Linked DNA regions of Homo sapiens: region 1 is linked to region 2. Evidence: read pairs that join two places in POLR2A ChIA-PET (ENCODE). Cell type or tissue: endothelial cell of umbilical vein. All regions are shown on one strand.

Evidence for each region. Peaks named below come from ENCODE experiments on the same cell type or tissue, not always from the same donor. Only the 100,000 strongest peaks of a DNase experiment are listed, where the experiment ranks them.
Region 1: POLR2A ChIA-PET joins it to region 2 with 5 read pairs; 1 of 35 experiments calls an interaction of 5 or more read pairs at or near these places.

The regions. Positions count from the first base shown.
Region 1 is chr18:40,409,176-40,417,175 of GRCh38, reverse strand. No RefSeq gene overlaps it. Among named protein-coding and RNA genes, the nearest start is that of LINC01477, 350 kb to the right of the region's middle. In endothelial cell of umbilical vein, a CTCF peak has its summit at 3,757; a DNase peak (open chromatin) is centred at 3,795.
Region 2 is chr18:39,450,546-39,458,545 of GRCh38, reverse strand. All of the region lies in intron 3 of MIR924HG (MIR924 host gene), which reads left to right. Among named protein-coding and RNA genes, the nearest start is that of MIR924, 170 kb to the left of the region's middle. In endothelial cell of umbilical vein, no CTCF peak of the experiment used is centred here; DNase peaks (open chromatin) are centred at 3,085, 3,425 and 4,485; H3K27ac peaks cover 3,249 bases.

The DNA.
Region 1 (8,000 bases), 960 kb before region 2:
TCCTGTGTTAGAAATAGGCAGTGGCTGTGCATTTAAACAAAGGTCTTTCCAGAATTCTCATTTGGTTCCTGGTTGCTTGGCAAGGCCATCTCTCTTTCTCTTAGTCAGTATCACTCAGCCCATTGACTGGTGTAGGCTCTCATAAACTTCCACTGAGCACCTACCATCATCAAAACAAGGCTGAATTTTTGGGCAATGCTTTAAATGTTCCGAACCTCAATATCCTCATCAATAAAGTAACAGTAATACTTTCCTTACTTTTTTCACAGGTTATGTTCTGGTGACAGTCACAGGACATAAATGACATACTTGGATTTGAAAATTAAAAGGAAAAAGTCCATGTTGTTTTCAATGCTCTTCTTGTTTATACAGTATCTTCTCTGAAATTTAGGTTTCTGAAGTCCAGACTAATACTGAAGTTCCCTTTGGGGTTGATATAGAGACCAACACCCACCTCTATGTGCCTCAGTGAAGACCTAAGTGGCTGGACCAGGCCACTGGGTTAATATTAGGTTGGTGCAAATGTAACTGTGGTTTTTGCAATTACTTTTAATGGCAAAAACCGCCATTACATTTGCACCAACCTGATACTACCCAGAACTAGAGACCTCTTGGCCAAGGTGCAGCCCACACTCCATAGTCCAAGCTGTCATGATAAATCCCACATGGAGATAACAAAGGTAGTTTGACTAGAAAAGCATCTATAATTCCCTATCATTGCTGGAGAAATCTTGAAGAGAAAAATGAAAGAATAAAATAAACCAAAAATGGATTTTTATGAAAACAGAATTGATTAAGTATTCTTCCAAGAGGCTGGATTGTACTTTTTCTTCTTCATAGTAAAATTGTTATATTTCATGTGGATAAGGGAAGAAAATAATTAACTCAAAAATAACTAGGATTTGGAGCATTCTGGAAGCCAGATCCTCAGAAAAATGCTTGAGGGATTGCAGGCATTTAATTTGGAAAACAGAAGTCTTGAGGGACCATGGATATCATCTTCAAATAATTTAAGGGATTTAAAAATGAAAAAAAAAATGTCAATGTTGTTCTAGAATCCAGGACACAGGACTGGTGCAGATACTCGTTTGAGCAGTCTCTCTTGCCTGGCTCCGCTGGCCCAAAGACACAGAACAGGATGTCACCAAAGATGTGCAGAGTCAGCAAAGTAAATGTTACAGAAAGACTGAGATTTGTTTCAATAGACAGGAGAACAAAGGCTTTAGAGGCAAGCAAACCTGAGTTTGAATATCTTTCTCTCACTTAATAGCTGTGTGCCCTTGAGAACATTACTCTAGCACTTTTCAGTTCTCACTCTCAAAATGGGGATAATACTCATTATTCCAGATTGCGAAGATTAAACACAATGATATATATATAAGCTCTTTGCTAAGTTTGACACAAATAGGTACCTATGAAAGGGTAACTGTTATGTTCATCATCTTTCAAGTCATTCAGTGCAAATACAATTGTGTCCTTTGTACTAATGAGAAAACTGGTCTTGGAGCCTGAGTAAATTTTCTATGGTCACACAGGTAGTAAATGATGGGATGGGAACACACATTTTCACCTGTCTGGTGATGGAATCCTGCCCTCTCCAGGATCCCAAGCTGCATCTCGGCTAAGGAAATACTTTCATTAACAAATAAGTCAAAACATTGTGTCTTACTCTCTTGGCCAGACAGGACACACATGTCCTTGTCTCTCTACCCAGAATGATGGAAAGGACACCTCCAGGATGGCTTTTTCAGGACTTCTGGAAGATTGCATCATCAAGTAAGTCCTAGACAGTTCTATATTCAATTAAGTGGATGCATTTTTATTTCATCTAAGGAACCACCCCTTTATAGAAGACTCACACATGATGTATCTGACCTGAAATCATTACCATAAGCTCGTGACTCAGTGTTAACTCTCATTGTGGAGCCACAAACCAGGATTTGATGATTACACCTTTTTCTTTTTTACTAAATTCAATGCGGGGATATTTAAAAGCCTTGCTTCAAAGGGCATCTGAAAAATCTTTAGCTACCCAGTTCAGGACCATCAATCTACCTGCTCCCTCCCTAGTCCCCCGAAAAAACACAGTCTGTCCTCCCCAGCAGCTGTTTGTCAGCATGCAAATATTCCTAAAAGGGGAAACCAGAAATCCCTTGCCCTGAGTGGTATCATAGGTCTCCCCTCCACGCAAGATCTGTGAAGCTGTACCAGGAGAGGAGGGGCCTTTTAAGTAGGGACAAGAATAAAACAAAATAATTTATAAATGAAATATTTTAATTGCAATTTTATTTGCAAATTTCCAAATTGTTCCAATTGCTTTTCAAGCCATTCACTTCTTTTGACTCCCCAAAGCTCTGTCTTTTTTTGTCTTTTCCCTCTCCAGTCTCCCTTCTGCCCCTCTTTCTGTCTCTCTCAGCCTGAAAATTCTGGTTAGCCGTGGTTTAGGGTACACGTTGTGGTTTATCACTGATAACCACACTCCCTGTTCTGAGATGCTGGAACACTTCCTTAAAGCACAGAGTGCATGGACTAACAATTATATTTCAAGCTGCATTTAATGTTGAAATATGAGACAACAAATTGATCTTAGATTTCTTCAGTCAAGCATGACCTCACCTCTGACTCTGGCAAAAGCTGCTGCGGTGCCGGAGCAGTAGTTGTGCAGTTGCAAAATGAATAACAGGAAGAAAACAAAGCCTCATCCTTTTTAAACCAAACAAAAGAGAAAGACTACCAACATTTTTTTCTACATTAGCAATACCTGCTTCTGAAAAAGCAGATTGGAAAACAGTGACTAAAACATTCCTTCAACCTTCCGTGTAAACCATCCAGTCTGGTGTATGCTTTCTCTTAGAAAAGATGCATATTCATAGACTTTTGCTTCATAGCCTGACTTTTCATTAAAGAATAGAGAAGGTTATATATTCAAATATCTGCCACAAAAATATCTAGGAAGATGCTTATTCACTGTCTAAAAATTATCTGCATGTGGCTATTTATTCATTCAATCTCTCAATAATAATAGCTCTTGAACAAAGGAGGAAAAAGTACCTCGCTCGGAGAAGATCAAACAGTCCACAATATTTTATTAATTCTCAGATGGTTTCTTTGTGGTAAGTGAGTAGTATTATTGCTTCATTTGAGACAGGGAGAAATAAAATCCAAAGATAACCTGACATGTACTGGAGATAGGTAGTTTGTCATTGCTTATATCAAGGACTAAATGCAATGGTAACAAAAGAAGAGTGTATTAAAAAGAAAGAAAGGAGCAGGGGAAGAAAAGAAAAATAATAACAAGAAAAAGAAAGAAAAAAGATATCAAAATTGGCATTTTCTCCCAAGCTATCAATAAATTTGTAACATAATTTAAAACATATGAAAATGAGAATAAATGACAAAGTGGCAACAGAATAACATGCTGTAGTTTTATTTCAAGTACTTTTGTTGTAAACAAACATGACTCTGTTTGCAAAGTTTCAATTGTGAGATGTTTTCTGAGCACCGAAATACTCACTAAAATCCAGAATTTGAAAAGAAAGTGCCTACCTTTATGTTTTCATTTTTAATATTGAAGTAAGAAATTAAATTATGCACTGGACTAAAGATAAACCTTTGTCTCTTCCCAAACGCCAAATTTTATGACCCAATTGTATTCCTGGTCAGAAAAAAGCAGAATTAGACCATTTCCAAAAGTTCAAGAATGTCTGTGAATATCTCAGCCTTTGCAGGATAGGCAGTTCCCAAAACTGCCTGCCATTCCAGGATTAGCTGCTGTGTGGCGTTAGTCCCCTTCAAATGAACAGGCTCTCTCTTCCTCCAGCTCCTGCTCCTGTGCCTTGTTGCTTGAAAATGGTTCTCTCTGCTGTCACTGTAACAAACAGTTCTAATTGCTGGGTTGCCTGTTATGGTGGAAATTGCAGTGGTCCGTAGTTGAAGGCTTTCACTCTGGTTTGGTAATCACAGAGAGAGGCAAACTGCTCCTTTCCTAAAGGGATAAAGAAGATAATCTTGAAAAATATAGTAATAAATAATAAATCATTTTAAGAGAAGCAGAAAACCAACACACTTGCTGAATGGTTATAGTCTAATCTAATTGTAATGCATTTTTCCTCTTGAAGAGATGAAAGTTCACGGATATATTTTCTTGTATTCTTGGTGGTGGTGATGGTGGTGGTAGTGTTTGTTTTTGTCTGTGAAGTAATACATGGTAGGCAATGATTTGGAATTGTAAACTTTCCAATTTATTTTCATGGCAATCTGTGAGATGTGTCCCTGGAGGAAGGCAAACAATTGCAGTTTTAGAGCTGAATTGGCCTCTCTGTCTCCTTTCTTACATTAGAAAGCATGCAATCTCATTTTGAGTAGGATTACAAAATTTCCAAATTCTAATAAAGTGCAAGAGTAATATGTGATGGTCTGAGATGGTTGATGTGTTATTGAAGAAACACTCTATGGTGGGCGAGGTAAAAATGAGAGCAGTTATTGTCAGATTTTACCACCATGACAGAATTCAGGTTACAAAAGGCAATTCCTAATTTGGGAATTTAATCAGATAGCAAGCACCAAGGACAGCAGCTGCTGTTACATTAGGTTGGGTAAAATTATAAGGCCTATCAATTCTCATGCTTCGGGGCATAAGCTGATCACCAGCTGAGGTCAGGAGAAAATTTCCCCAATGACAGGCTTGCATAGTTATACCCAATATAAGAGATTCAACACCTACCCCTAAAATATCTGATGTGATTCGTTACCAAATAAATACAAACATACAACATGTACTTATACTATTACCAAAGCAGCCACACACAAGGGACTAGACAGACATAAAGGTGAGTATTGGTCTGAATGCCCAAGTCTTAAATGAGACCATAATCACCCAAGGAAAACCTACCTTCACATGGTCAGCTTTGCCTACAGAGTCCCTTTAATTCTTTGTCAAATTTGTGGGCGAATATTTTTCAAATGTCCACTCAATTCAGATATTTGCATTTGCTTATATGAACAAAGTCTTCCAAAATGAGTGGTGCTAGAAGGGGGTGGTATTAGCTTTCTTTGCTGCATGAAAAATTACTACAAACTTAGCAGCCTAAAATAACCAGATTTCTTATTTCACAGTTTGTGTGGGTCAGAAGTCTTAGTCTGGGTTAGCTGGATCTTCTCCTGGGGTTTCACCAAATGATAATAAAGGTGTCAGCTAGGGCTGTGAATTTCATCGGAGGCTCTAGGGTCTCTTCCCAACTCACTGGTTGTTGGCAGAATTCATTTCCTTGCAGTTGTATGACTGAGGTCCCCGTTTCTTTGTTAGCTATCAAATAGCCAGGGACTGCTCTCAGCTGCTAGAGTTCATCCACAGTTCCTTGTCACATGAACCCCATAGGCATCTCACAACATGGATGCTTGCTTTCTTTCAGCCCAATAGGACTGTGTCTCATTGACTTCTCCCTGTGAAACAGGCCAATACAGTCTCCTATAACATAATCTAATCAAGGGAACAGGGATCTCATCATATTCACATGTCCTTCCTATACTCAAGAAGAAGGAATTCTACAAGGTGTGCACATAAAGGAGCAGGAATTTGGGAATCATTTGAGAATTCTACCTAAAACAGGGCTCTAGTGAAAATAGGAAAGATCAAGATTAATAATTCAGGGCTATTTTATTTCACTAATTCTATAGGATTTTAAAAAACTATTTGATGGCCAGGCGTGGTAGCTCATGCCTGTAATCCCAGCACTTTGGGAGGCTGAGGTGGGCGGATCACGAGGTCAGGAGTTTGAGACAAGCCTGACCAATGTGGAGACACCGTGTCTCCACTAAAAATACAAAAATTAGCTGGGCGTGGTTGTGCATGCCTGTAGTCCCAGCTACTCGGGAGGCTGAGGCAGGAGAATCTCTGGAACCCAGGAGGTGGAGGTTGCAGTGAGCCGAGATTGCGCCACTACACTCCAGCCTGGTGACAGAGCGAGACGCCGTCTCAAGATAAAACAAAGCAAAACAATTTGATGAGACTAGTCATTAATCTATTGTGTTTTATCAATTAGCAATCGTCCACTACAGAAGGACAGATCACTGGTGAATTTGTGATTATAATCATATAAATATAACTTTAGAATATAAATTAGAGGTATTTAGTTCAATTATTTTATATGGCACATAAATAAATTGACACTCAACAAAATTAGTGAGTCTAACTCACTGGGCTTTGCCATTTAAAGTCAGAATAAAAATCTAGTTCTCCCTACTCCAAAACAAAACACATCTTTGCATTTAACTCACCATCAGGCCCTTCGTCGACTTTTGGGTATTTGCTTTCACTCTGCAGATTTCCAAGTATCTCCAGGTATTTGTGCATTTTCAGCCAAGGTAATTGTTTCTGTTGAATGGTAATAAACTCACTCACACTGAGCTGCCAGTGACTGATTACATTTTAAGGACGATTTCCTAACCTTATAATGGTATTATTACTTTCACAGAAGTAAATACACTAAACTAAAAGGGAAGTGATACCGTTAATGTAGACTTCCTTGTTAGAGCAGAAGGAGAAAGGTGGGCTTGTGTGTGTTTGTGTGTAATGACTTGTCCTTTGGTCCTCATGTTTGTAACAGCAGAGCAGACGATAGTTTGGGGTCAGTTATCAAGTAACAGTATGACAAAAAAGGAAATGTCAAAAACTTTTTCTTGCTCATTTAATCAGGTAGTAGGGGTTCCCACTTTTTTAACTTCTTATGTAGTCAACTCTTCTATCAACTAACTTATTGGTTAATGGGTAACTACTAATTTGGCGAGGAGGTTTTCATACAGTTCTATTGCTATGAACAACAGGGCAGGCAGAGATGCTCAAAGCAGGAAGTGCTCTGGTGAGTTAGAGAATCTTGGAATCACAAATAAAATGCTAAAATGTATCCTAGTTTTAGTAGAGATAATAGAATCCAGGACAGTTCTGACAGTTTTGGCATCAAGACAACATTTTGCACAATGCTCTGTCTTTGGGTGCCTCTCATGAATGAGATTTTTGATGAAACAAACATGTGCCAGTGATTGAGTGTGGAAGCAGGCAATATTAGATGCTATCTTTGTGAAAAACAACAACTGAAGAGGGTTTTTTTCCAGAACTATGTTTATTAAACAGGTAGATGTTGGGTGGTTGTATCTGTTATTTCATCTATGACCACAACTCAAATTTTAATCATTGTAGATTAATTTGGTGAGAAGGAGAAGAAACACTGTACCCCAAAATCTTTATTAAGAAAGATACTTTTGGCCAGGCATGGTGGCTCACGCTTGTAATCCCAGCACCTTGGGAGGCCAGGGAGGGCGGATCACCTGAGGTCGGGAGTTCGAGACCAGCCTGGCCAACATGGTGAAACCCTGAATCTACCAAAAATACAAAAATTAGCTGGGCGTGGTGGCGGTTGCCTGTAATCCCAGCTACTCAGGAAGCTGATGCAGGAGAATCACTTGAACCTGGGAGGTGGAGGTTGCAGTGAGCCAAGATTGCGCCACTGCACTCCAGCCTGGACCACAAGAATGTAACTTCGTCTCAAATAAATAAATAAATAAATAAATAAAAGAAAACTTTTCTGGCTTGCATAGTACTATTATAATATCTATGAGTTTCATCAAGTTATTATTTTTAAAATATTTTTTCTCTGCCTAAAATGTGTTACAGCCTTAGATAAGAGTTTGTCAGACTTTGTTGTGTTCAGCATGAATTTGTCATCTTCCTCTTGGATGGGGAAAGGCTGTCACCTTCATTTGAACTATGAGAAAATATTCTCATACTTCATAAGAATTTCAATATTTTAAGCAAAATGTTATTTTCACCTGAGCATGAATCATCTTCTCATCCAGTATTCACTGTCCTATACTTGCAAGCAACCGTGTTTATATCACTGATGCATCCTATTATGAAAAAATATTTCTTCAGAAATACCATGATCTTAGTCTCGCTGTCTGGCTAGCCAAGTCTCATCTGATCTTTCAACATGGAGCCCAAGTTA
Region 2 (8,000 bases):
CTCCCGCATAATCCAGTCACCACCCACCAGGTTTTACCTCCAACATTAGGAATTACATTTCAACATGAGATTTGGGTGGGGACACAAAGCCAAACATTATCACTGGTATTTTTAATAGAAGGGTATGTTAATTGAAAATTTATTTTATGGAAAGTAATTTAAACATTAAAAAGTGTGTATAATGAAATATTAATATAATTCTACTCACCTTGTTTGCCAAGAATATGTCCCCAAAATATTCTCTTTCACCTTTTCTTGCTTATGTTTTGAGAGATGTTCAATGTATACCTAAATGTGTGTGTAGTGTGTGTATTTACTAAAATGTAAAAATATTATTTATATACTTTCTTCTTTTGCATTTTAATTTAGCCATATGTCAGAGATAATTCAATAATAACACATTATGTTTTAAAGATATTTTAAAGTTTTAAACAAAGTTTTAAAAAAATAGCATGTAAGTATATAAAGAAATAGAAGAAACACCACTTTAATATCTACTCCTCCCAAACCCACACTGTATTTCTTGTAATCATTTTCCCTATTATTATTTTCCTATTCCTTACACAATAATGTATGCTGATATGTCTTGATTCATACATTTCAGATACTATATCTATTGGCTATTCTTACTGGAGAGGACGCCTTATCACTCTTCAAAGAACTCTTACTTGCCCTTATCCGTTCTCCCAATGTGGGTAGTTATTTAGTTACTCTACAAAATTTATAAAATAAATTACCCAAATTCAAAAAATCATGACAAAAATAGACAAGGTTTAATTAAAATTGTGCAAATATTGTATGTTGATTGGCCAAGTATTTTATCATTTTTTAGAGTAACTTTTTGCTGTTGGAGTTATTAGGTTAATTGACTTTTACATTTTTATCATTTTCTCTTTATTCATATTTTTCTATAAAGCTATTATGTACCTATCAATAATTTTTTCCAGGTGCAGAAACACATCACATAAATTGCCATTTGTCTTTCTTCCTTTCCTCCTTCCTTCCTCTTTTTGTTCCTATATGTATGCATGAATCTCTTTCTAGCTATCAATCATCTATCTATGTATCTACGTATCTATCTAGGTATCTATCTATCTATCTATCATCATCATCATCTTCATCATTTACCTGTTGTATAGACTATCTTTGTCATACCTGCTACATTTAAGGGTTGTTTCTCTTTAGGCTTCTGACTTGATTGTTATTCTGGAATTCTGTTTGCTATTTATTCATTTGGGAGTATCTATTTACTGTATCTTACACCTTCTTTCTTCGTTTTAATCTATTTTTTATTAGTGTTTATCCTCTAACAGTTTTCTAAGAGAGTGCAAGGGACATACGTAGGGAGTACTTACATGTCTCAAATGTCCTTGGCTATTGATGATCTAAAATAGCTTAGGATAATTTTCACACAGGTCTTTGAAGCCTTTCCTCTACTCTCTGCTGGTTTCCAGTGTTGCTTTTGAAAAGTCCCTCTTCTATGTGCAATACTCCCCACCCTAGTTTAATTGATTCTTTTTATGTCTGTTGTATCATAATATTTCAGTGCTGTGCTTCATTGCACTCATGTCCAATGCTTACTCAGAAAAAATTGTCATATTCTTCGGCCTTGTAACTATTGAATTGGAATATTTCTAAGAGTCTTCCCTTCTGACAAGATAGCGCAGTCTAGAATAACTCTTTTGAGAAACTTGTGCTATGAAACTATTGAAATATATCATGAATAGTTGTAAAAAAAAAGACTTATAGATGAATCAGGCTTTAGGAGAAGTTCAAGAGTTCATTTCAGACCTGTTGAGTCTGATCTGTCTGTGAGACTTCCAAGTAGAGATGAAGAATTACCATTTAGTGATGCACATTGGGAGTGATATATGAATGGGAATGGCAAACTTTGGAATTAGCACCTATGAGGCTTTAAAACTGCAAGCCAGAATGTTATCATCAAAGAAATCAATGTGGTTTGAGAATAGAAGAGGATTAAGGACTGGGTCCTGAGGCACTACAAAACAAGGGATCAGGGAAAGGAAAAGAGATTGAGAAGGAGGAACTAGTGAAATAAGAGAAAAACTAAGAGAGTTTCTCATCCATCCTTTCTCTTTGTTGTTTTTGCTTTTTATCTTTTCATTATAGTGAAGCTTAGTTATGAGTATAATTATTAAAAATCATGTCCTAGACAGTAGGCAGGGTAGGTTTTTCATTTGATATGTCCCTAAGTCAGCATAGATATTGCAGAGTACATCTAAATAGTAATAGTGCCTGGACAAATACTCTCTAGTGTTCCTTTCAATTTCCTTCTGTGTAGCTCAGAGCTAGCAACACATCACATCATAACACAATGCTATCTTTTAAAACGTAATGTATATCTTTCTTGCTTTCTCACTAGATAGAAAGTTCTTTTGTGGCTTGAGTTTTTATGTTGTCTTTGTGTGCTTAACCCTACCTACCACTTTATTACATGTGCATAATCCTCAGTGGGTTTTTGTTGGTTGCTTTCTTGTGAATCTATTAATATAGTTTTTAGCTCTGAGCCTTTACTTGGGCTCTCCAAAAATCATTCACAAGAAATGAAACCTGGTCTTAGCAAAGCAGAAAATAAGGCATCAGAGCAGACCTTTGATATTCTTCTATTTTCCTCTGCTCAAATATGCTTTCTCCCTTTTCTGCCCCCCTTTCACCTGTGCAGTGGATTTTCTTTCACTGTCACTTAACTTCTCAATGTCCTCAAACTAACTGCACTAACAGTGCTGGCCTTCTTGTCATCACCTTATTCTGCATTTTTTTCTATCCTTTCTCAGGCTTTGTACCAGCATAGCTAAAAATTTGCATCTTTTTAAAAATTTTCCTGGATGTATTATAAGTTATCCATTCTTGGGTAACAAACCACACCAAAATATAGTGGTTTAAAAGAACAGATACTTATTTCTCAGGAGTCTATGGGAAGTTGGGTGTGCCTGTTGACTTGGCCAGGCTTGGCTGATCTTAACTAAACTCACTCTAGTATATGTGATTCATTGCTGGGTTGCTGGGGGCTGACTGGTCTAGGTGGCCTCACTCTCATGCCTGGCTGTTGGCTGGCAGTCAACTGGAATCATGTGAATAGGTTCCTTGTCTTTCATCACCCAGCAGGCCACTCTGGGCTTGTCTACATCAGGACATAAGGGTTTACAGAAGGAGAGCAGACATGTCCATAGCCCCTTCTGGCCTAGCCTTCAAACTGGCTTACTGTTACTGCCCCTGAATTCTCTTGGTCAAAACACCTCACAGGATTAGTTCAGATTCAAAAGGTGAAAAAATAGATTATGCCTCTTGATTGGAAAAGCTTCAAAGTTTCATTGCAAAGCAGTGTTGATAAAAGGAGAGAAATAATTGTAGCCATTTTTATAATCTGTTTACAACACTGTGCCCTTTCGTCACAATTATTCATATCCTTCCCACATTAAAGAAAAACATACCCTCTCCCAACACACCATAAAAGCCTCATTTCATAATGATATCACACATGAAGTTCAGGGCCTTATGATCTCCATTAGGTCCAGAGGCAGTTTTTATTGTGCAACTTTTATTAGTTTCTATACTTATGAACAAAAAAGACAAATTTTCCATCCCCCCTTCACCCATCACAGTCAATATACAATTGTGACACAGGGACAGGAAAACAAAACACATACTCCCATTTTTTTTTAAAGAGATCATTAATCCAGAGCATTACCGAGGTCCCACTGAATCAATATTGCAGGATTCCAAAATCAAGACCAGAGGTATGCCAGGACTATTAGGCCTCAGCTTAGACGAGTACAATTTCACTTTTTCTGACTCCGTGTATCAAAGCAATATACAAAAGCTTGAAAGCCTGGGGAAATAGACTATACTTCTTGATGGTGAGAGTTGCAGAATCACATCGATGGCTACGTGGACAAAAGCAAGAAGATAAGTGCAGCTTTTTTTTTCTTTGCAAAATCTACCATAAGGAGTTTCTGGGTAACAAAAGCACAGCTGATATGTTAATTCAACTGAAAATAACTATGAGTAATAATATATCCTGACTTCATCACATTTGCATTTAAACTAAGAACTTCAATATCTTAATACTTATTTAATAAGTGGAGAACTCACTATCTCATAAACCTATCTTACATATTCTAACTCCATATTGTTGTCTACATGCATTTATTTTCTTTTTGACTCAATTTTATCTTTTTAAAAAATGTTTAAGGTAATACTTACTGCTGGAACAAACAAACCACCAAATCTCAATGGCTAAACCAATACAGTGTATTTCTGTCTTATCCAATGTCCTGTGCAGACATTCAGCAAGAGGCCTTTTGTGTACTGATTCAGAAACTGGGACTGCTTTCAGTTTCTGTTTGCCTTTCCCTAGGTCCTATCTCCTGGTAAGAAAAGGCAAACGTAGAAGATACACTTCCTAGCTTATATACAATTCTGCTAATGGAATTTGTGCAGGACCCTTTCCCTGGGAAGTTGGAAAAGTGCCTGGATTAGGTCTTCTTTGGCAACGTTTCCTGTGCATTGTTTTGCAAGGCCCCTGGCTCACACCTCTGGAAAAATTTTCACAGTTCATTGTCCTACTTGGCCACAGTAACATGCAGTGTTCCTTAGAATCTGCACAATTTTTGCAACCCTCTTCCTGATAATGTGATTGACACCCAATGTTGTTTTATAATTCAAACACCTAAATCATATTTTAGTCCAGCCTTCAAATTCTTTGACAATACAATTCTCTAACATATTAGCAGATTTTAAATGTGCTGTTTCTAGACTTTTCATTGCACTAGTAATTATACCCACAGTTCTTCCAATCTAGGTTTCAGATGTATTCTTATTATCCTAAACCTATAAAGCCCTTTGCTTATTTGTTTCTTCTCTTTCAATGTCTGTTTGAAAATCAGCCAATTCTCTCCTGAACTCACCTCTTTCTTGTAATACTTCGCTAAAGGCCACAATTAGAAGCTAACTCACTATTCTGCTGCATCTTTCCAACCACTTCCCCTAGAGCCACAAGCTCAGTGGGCAGGATCTTCCTTCCAAGTTATTTCACATGGCAGTTTTACCAAATATTTTGCTGCCAGACTACTGTGTCTGTTTTCTTGCCACTGGCTAACGCTACACTAAAGTAAAAAAACTAAAGGTTTTTTATGATGACAATGCCTAGCTTCTATTATCAATGTATTTATTGCTTAGTTTAGTAACACTAACTGCTATTAAAAAACAAAACCCCCTATCTTAGGGCTTAACACCATTAAGAGTTTATCTCTAGCTCCAGCCAATTGCAATGCAAGTATTTGGTGGCCAGCCTTCTACATCTGATTAAAAAACCCTGGGTCCATTTTTTTTTTTTTTTTTGAGATGGAGTCTCACTCTGTCACCCAGGCTGGAGTGCAGTGGACGATCTTGGCTCACTGCAGTCTTCACCCCCGTGGTTCAAGTGATTCTCCTGCCTCAACCTCCCAAGTAGCTGGGAATACAGGTGCCTGCCACCACACTCAGCTAATTGTTGTATTTTCAGTAGAGACAGGGTTTCACCAGGTTTCACCAGGGAGTTTGTTAGCTGAAATTCTCTCAAACTCCTGATTTTAGGTGATCCACCTGCCTCGGCCTCCCAAACTGCTGGGATTACAAATGTGAGCCTGGGCATATTTTTAATGGGAAATATAAAGAGGTAACATACACTAGACCCTTCAAGTTCTTATGAAATGCCAACATTGAAAAATTTCCAGTTCTTGGAAGAAGTTACCTCCAGCTACACATGCCTTCTACCTTAGCCCAAAGGCAATGAAGTAATTGGACTTAGGAGGTTAATAAGTTAGCAACTGACTGCACCCACCGCTTCTGTTTTCTTTTTTCCTACCCCATATGATTTGGGTTTTCTTGCTAAAACTTTCAGCATAGTGCTGTGCCTCTCAAGATTTGGATATGTGTGTGTATGTGTGTTAGCGTGTATGTGCATGTGTGTGTAGGGGGTATGTGTGAGACAAGGAAGATCACCTGTATCTAAGGAGAGGAAGGAAATTGAGAAAGCTTCAATGTGCATAACCTGACAGGGAAGAGAAACTCAAGACTGTGTCACTGGCCAGAGCAACAGTGAAGTTCACTCCAGACTATATTCTCCACTGAGAGCAGAGCCAAAGACATGGCCCTGATGCTGTAACCTGCAAAACGTTTTTTCTAATTTGTATTTCTTCATGATTTTGACCTGTACATGCCTCAAATTTTTGTAATGTTTATCATCTTTGTCATTGATTTGGCAATTCATATAGTTTAGCATCCTTGTTAAAAATATTTTCAATTATTTGAATTGTCTGATTGTTTCTTAAAGGTTTTTATCTAAACTTACTCATATCCCCACAAAATCTAGCACAATTTTTTTCCATGGTAGCTATCAAGTAATTTTTTTTTATTAACTGACCAATTATTCTGAGTCTTAGGAGACAAACTGAGAGGTTTTTTTTTTTTTTTCTTCTCTGGCACCAAATGCATGTGTCATTTTCGAACACCCCTTCTTTAACTCTCTTACACCAACTGGGTGTAAATTATATTCAGTTCTGACACTGTCTATCTAGTGTCAGATCCTGCAAGAGTTAATGTCAGATCCCACAAGTTAAAGGGCTCAGTCCCATAAGACTGCCCCCATTTCAGATGTCAATTGCATGTCCTAGACCACTCGTATTTCTGAGTGACCAGCTATAAATGAGGGGTTTCCATACGCCCACTTTAGTCTCAATAATTTACTAGAACAGCTCCCAGAACTCAGAAAGGCATTTTACTTATATGTACTGCTTTATTATAAAGGTTACAACTCAGCAACAGCCAAACAGAGGAGATGCATAGGGCAAGGTATGAGGGCTAGGGGTGCAAAGCTTCCATGCCCTCTCCTAATGTACCACTCTCCCAGACCTCCATGTGTTCACAACCAAGAAGCTCTTAGAATCCCACCCATCATTTAAGGGTTTTTATGGAGGTTTCATCATGTAGGCATGATCAATTATTATTATTATTATTATTATTATTATTATTATTATTATTATTATTTTGAGACAGAGTTTCACTCTTGCTACCCAGGCTGGAATGCAGTGGCACTATCTCAGCTCACTGCAACCTCTGTCTTCCAGGTTCAAGGTTCTCCTGCCTCAGCCTCCCAAGTAGCTGGGATTATAGGCATGCACCACCACGCCAGGCTAGTTTTATATTTTTAGCAGAGACAGGGTTTCACCAGGTTGGTCGGGCTGATCTTGAACTCAGGACCTCAAGTAATCCACCTGCCTCAGCCTCCCAAAGGGCTGGGGTTACAGGCGTGAGCCACCGCGCGGCCATGATCACTTATTAATCAATCTCCTACCTTTCTACCCTCCCCAGAGGTTGCGTGTGTGGCTGAAAGTTTCAGGTTTCTAGTTAAGGTTTGGTCTTTCTGGCAACCAGCTGCCATCCTGAAGCTATCTAGGGGCCTGTCAAGCAAGGTTGCTTTATTTTGAGAGACAGAGGGAGAGAGAGAGAGAGAGAGAGAGAAATGAAATCTCCTATGACTCTGGAAATTTCAACAGATTTAGGTGCTCTGTGCCAGGAACCAGAAACAAAGATCAAATATATATTTCTTATTATATCACATCCTCCTACTTTAGTTGGTAAGTATAAGGCAAGATATATTCTGGATATTGAGAAGTCTGTTTTTCTGTGTTGAGAAAAGTGAATCTGATTATATGCACGCTATAAACAAGACAGTATTTTTCTAATAGACACAGTGTACTCAGTAAATTAAAAGGGCTGCCACTGTACTTTCATAATTCTTAGTCTTCAAAGTGAATGAAATAGAATACAGTAAGTAAATAAGCAAGTAAATAAAATAAACAATAAAATTTTTATCACTTCTGTCTAGAAATAAGTATACATAATACATCTCTCATATTGTGATTTTTTTTTCCTCTAGTTAATAATGTCATTTCTCCTTTGTGGAATGATCTAAGGATGGGTCTAACAAATGTCATTTT